2 separate regions of the Homo sapiens genome follow, and region 1 is linked to region 2. Evidence: chromatin loops called from intact Hi-C (ENCODE). Cell type or tissue: A673. All regions are shown on one strand. Region 1 overlaps ILDR2 (immunoglobulin like domain containing receptor 2). Region 2 overlaps CD247 (CD247 molecule).

Region 1 (2,500 bases), 530 kb before region 2:
GAGCTGGAAAGTTGTGACTCTCAGACTGCTAGTGGCTATATTCCTGCCTTTTGGAGTAAGTCTATCCTCACTGAGAAAATGTATTGATGTAAAAACACAAGTAGGTGTGGATGATGGACAGGGAATCTTAAATCTTACTACATTGAGACCCAGGTTTGTTCTCAGTTCCTACAGCTCTTCCAGCCTGTGAGCTACTCCAGGATCTCTCTAATAGATGAGCTCCATTTCTCCTTTTCTTGTTCTTAAGCTAGTCTGAGCTATCTTCCTGTCATTTGCAACCAAAAATTTTTTTACTAATACAGCTGCCAAAGGAATGAAACATAAGAGGCTATCGCCTTGGCCTGAGGGAATGAGAAAAGCTAGGTGCCTAAGTCATACCAGCAACAAAAAGAGGCTGGGAGGGTGGGGTTGTATATTAATGTCCATTATAATTTAACTACATTCAGTTGAACAAAGCGTTTTTCCAAAAACAAGGTTAATAGAAATTGACATATATATGTGTGTGTGTATACATACATATATATATATATATATATATAAATATATATAAATATATATATTTATATATATATATATATATATATATCCTTCTAGCTTTGCTCTACTGGACATTAACGTCTCAGAGAAAGAAAAAGAGCCAGAAAAAATCCACTGTGGCTATGCTTCTACACAAAATTTGTAACAAAATGTGAGAAAATATCTCCAGAGAGCAAGGATTGTTTTAAAAAAAAGTAAAGTGTTTTAACATGTCTGGAATTTTCTCCTCTGCTTGGTTTTTAGAGACAGTGAGAGAGAGAACAAGAGACAGAGAGATTGATTCATCTTTGTACAGCTGAAGACTAGGGAATGGACTATTTAGGTCCTTTGGTTGTACAGTTTGATGACACGGTTTTTGCTTGTTAAAGAGAAACTGGCTTCACCATAATTCTGCAGAATCAGAGTCCTGACCTGACTTCAGAAAACAATTGTAATTCCATGGTGTTAAAAGCACACTTTAAAATAGCTTTAAATCACAAAAGGCATGCACCTAAATCCCACTTGATCCCAAGCAAAAACCTCATGGTTTTCCCCACATTATATCCACAGAAGCCTGCCTCAAAAACATAATATGGCAAGTTCTAAACTTGCAAAGTGTAAGAAAAACATATCACTTTTAAAGAAAAAATTCCTAATGCACTTAATTTGTTTTTCAAAAGCCAAATTCATCTATATAAATTCATATATAGCATTAAAATAAGCTATATAAATTCATATGTAGCTTTTCCCTTAAGTAATGTGAGGCACACCTCCATCCAATACTGGAAGGTTAGCAATAGAGTCACTCTCTTGGATGTGTGCCACTAGATGGCGTGTCAGACCAACTCACTCACCTCTAAGCAACTTCCTAGCTACTTCTACACCTCATGCCATTTTTGGTGAGTCATCTTAGGCCACCTGATAAGTATTCAGGAAATGCTTATAACCAATTCAGCAGAAAATATAATTTTCACCTAAGTGGTGTGATGAGTATGATTAGGATGTCTCTGCCAAGATTTTCTAAGAGAACCTGAAATTAGCCTACTTCTTATTTCTTGAAATGAAAGCATATAAAAATTGGATTAGAATTAGATAATCATAGGGAAAAATGAATTATTTGTTTTGCCTAATTTTAATCCATCCTATGAGTCTAGTCCTTCCTTGCTGCTTCTTTTTTTTCTTGTCTTTTTAAATTTTTACCTTTTTGTGGAGGATGGGATCTCACTATACTGCCCAGGTAGGTCTTGAACTCCTGGCTCAAGCTATCCTCCCACCTTTGTCTCCCTAACTGTTGGGATTTCAGGTGTGAGCCACAGGGCCCGGCCTTCCTTGCCTCTTGAATGAAATCTACATCCATAATTTATTTGGCCACTCTTAACAATTAACAGCCTTCTGTTCACTCTTAAACCCTAAAACAGTCTATGTCTATAATTAAGACAGCCATTCTCTTATATTATCAAACTCTAAAGAATATGTAAAGTTAAAGCCTCTTGCCCTCCCCATCTTAAGATTTTGTTTGCAGTCTACAGGTTGCATTAGAAAGAAATGCACAATGCGTGTATGTGTGCCTTTTTCATTTTTTCCCATTTAGCACACTTACTTCTTCCTTACTCAATCATTCACTCTTCCTGGCTTCCCCAGGGTTGCTGTGTATATATAGAGTCATTATGGAGAAATGTAAGGCAGATAAGGAGCAAGAAAGGTTTTTCTTGACTGGCACAATGTAATATGGCATTGCACCACACATGAGCTTAAAATAAAAAACTATAAAACCCATAAAGAAACAAAAAACTGTGAGTGAAAGTTAGCAGAAGTAACAAACTCTAAAAGTAGACCCACAAAGACTGTAGATATTGGAATTACTGGATATAAAATTTTAAGTTAGTATCTTTAAGATATTCAGATAAATAAGAGGGCATTGTAAAAAAAAAAAAAGAGTAAGTCACAAGACAACAGGGACTATGTAAATTTGAAAAAGAACTAA
Region 2 (2,500 bases):
TTCTCTGTGCACAGAGCTCCTGCCACTGCAGCAGAAGCCCAGCCATGTTAGCCCCGGTGTGAACCAAGAACTCTGGAAGCCTCGGGAAGATGTTCACGTCTGGATGAATGGTACTCCTGGCCTGAGGTGTGTGGCTCTGAGGCCTACCCACAGGGAGACAATAGGTCAAATGATGGTCAAATGAGATCATTTCAATATCTGACAGTTAACTAGGACAGGGAGAATCTGGGTTAACTCTCCCCCAACTCCCTGCCTCCTCAGTGCCAAGCACTCTCCCGCCTAGGACAGTGGGATCTGGTGCTCGGCTTCCCTTCCCTGTTCCCTGAAGGGTTTCATGGCCAACAGACAGAGGTACCTTTGGTGCCCCTCCCCACCTAGGCCCAGCATCTCCCTGTCCCCTAGTCCCAGCTCCATGGCCTCAGCCTTCTCTGTCTCCCCTCCTCCCACTACACACACCCCATTCCCAGGACACGCCTTGCTCTTCCAGACTATTTGCCCTGTGCCTTGCACTCTCTGTTCCCTCTTCATGTTCCCTCCATTTCTCTCCCTGAAACCCTACTATTTGGTAACATTTGATGCATCCTACAAAATGCAGCTCAAAGATCCCTTCTGTGTTAGCTTCTCCCACTGCAAATTTCCCAGGGGCCCCTAACTCCTAGTGCCATATTAACCTTTGTCAAGCTGTAGTTAATGCACGTTTAGTTGGCACTGCCATTGGAGTACAATGGGCTGAAGAATGCAGATACACTAAATACTCTGGTTAAATAAAAGTTTGCATTTTTGGGCTGGGGGCGGTGGCTCACGCCTGTAATCCCAGCACTTTGGGAGGCTGACATGGGTGTATCACTTGAGGTCAGGAGTTCAAGTCCAGCCTGGCCAACGTGGTGAAACCCCATCTCTACTAAAAATACGAAAATTAGCTGGGCGTGGTGGCTGGCAGCTTTGATCACAGCCACTCTGGAGGCTGAGGCAGGAGAATCGCTGGAACCTGGGAGGCAGAGGTTGCAGTGAGCCGAGATCACGCCACTGCACTTCAGCCTGGCACACAGAGTGAGGCTCCGTCTCAAAAAAAAATTTAAAAAGTTAGTGTTTTTATTTGGAACATCATTGCACTGTGAATGAGGAGACTCAGATTTTAGTCTGACCATACTTCCTACTAGGTAAACGTGCAGCAACTCAACCTGTAAAACAGGGTGTGGTACCCATCTCACTCCACCCCTGCCTGGTAACTAGAGCAGAGGTCCCAGGCCAGCCCCGCTAGTGTCTGTCTCCCAAGGCCTGGGCGCCCTCTGGTGGCCTTTGGACCCAGATGAGGGCAGAGGGAGTGGAGGCCATATGTGGGAGTGCTGTCATTCTTTCTGGCTGTGTGATTTGGGGCAGGTTATGTATGCTCTGTCAGCTGCCTCTTCTGTTGAACAGGGTGAAAACTAACATTTCTTCAGACACTGCCTTAAATGTAATCATCGTCAGATCCTCCTGCCACCCACACTCGGACACTGAGGCACCGAGTATTCGGGTTCAGAGCACACGGTCACAGGCAGCCCAGGACTGATCCCTAGCAGTTCTCGCCCCCTTCCTGCCCCTGGGCCAGCCCTGCCTACCCCTCCATGCCAGCAACGTTTTGGCCTCCCTGACGAACTATGGAAGCAGATGATTCAAAGGCAGCCGCCAGTGTCCCCACCCCCACCACCCTGAATCCCTCTGTCCCCTGGCTTTTGACTCCAACCCTAATTCAGGACCCCTCTTGCCCCCAGGCAGCTGATCTCTACAAACCTCCCACAGACCCTGCCCAGAGACCATTGATGACCCAGCCACTCGGACGAGAGTCCAAGCTCTTTGTCCAGCCATGTTAGGGCTCTGCCATAACCAGTCCAGGCCTGAAAAGACCACAGCTTTGTGCCACCCTGTCCCTCTGCTCTTGTCTTTTCCCCCCATTCTTCCTTGAACACCCATATTTTTCTACCCCCTGGCCTGCTGAGCTAGATCTTTTTCTAGGCTTGCGTTCTACCCCTCCACTCAACACCTGTTGAAATCAGACTGTCCCACCACCTGAGCCCCTGAGGAAAAAGTGAGAGGATGTCGGTTCAAGAGCCTATATCCCCCAAAGCGCTCTACAAACCCAACTCCTCAGGACTCAGATGCCCCTCCATCTAGGCTGTCAGCACCTGAGACCAATGGCTGCATCTTCATTATTGCCTCTTCCTCCAGCCCCAGCATCAGAGTGCAGGGCACAGGGTAGACAATCACTCGATATCATGGAATTTTTCAGGGCTGAACTTCAGTGATGAGGAAGATGCTGGGCCCAGCCCCAGGTGTGCCTGCCCTCTGGCCCCAAGGTATTGCTGGAAGTCCTCACTGACCTAGGGACGATCTAAAGGCCTCTGGGGGACAAGCCAGCCCCCATGAAGGCCACCAAAGCTGGGGTGACTTTTTGCTGTGAGGACTGCAGAGGAGATAACCGTGGCGATTTATGGGACTGGTTGAGACTCAGAAGAAAATC

Evidence for each region. Peaks named below come from ENCODE experiments on the same cell type or tissue, not always from the same donor. Only the 100,000 strongest peaks of a DNase experiment are listed, where the experiment ranks them.
Region 1: a loop joins it to region 2, with 4 times the contacts of the local background. A loop is called at or near these places in 14 of 110 quality-filtered maps.

What each region holds. Positions count from the first base shown.
Region 1 is chr1:166,909,221-166,911,720 of GRCh38, forward strand. It overlaps ILDR2 (immunoglobulin like domain containing receptor 2), which reads right to left. Exons shown (of 10, transcript NM_199351.3): 10 at 1-2,500. Among named protein-coding and RNA genes, the nearest start is that of TADA1, 34 kb to the left of the region's middle. In A673, a CTCF peak has its summit at 1,349 (motif pointing right); a DNase peak (open chromatin) is centred at 1,371.
Region 2 is chr1:167,441,046-167,443,545 of GRCh38, forward strand. The region is part of intron 1 of CD247 (CD247 molecule); the gene reads right to left. Among named protein-coding and RNA genes, the nearest start is that of CD247, 76 kb to the right of the region's middle. In A673, a CTCF peak has its summit at 1,296 (motif pointing left); a DNase peak (open chromatin) is centred at 1,286.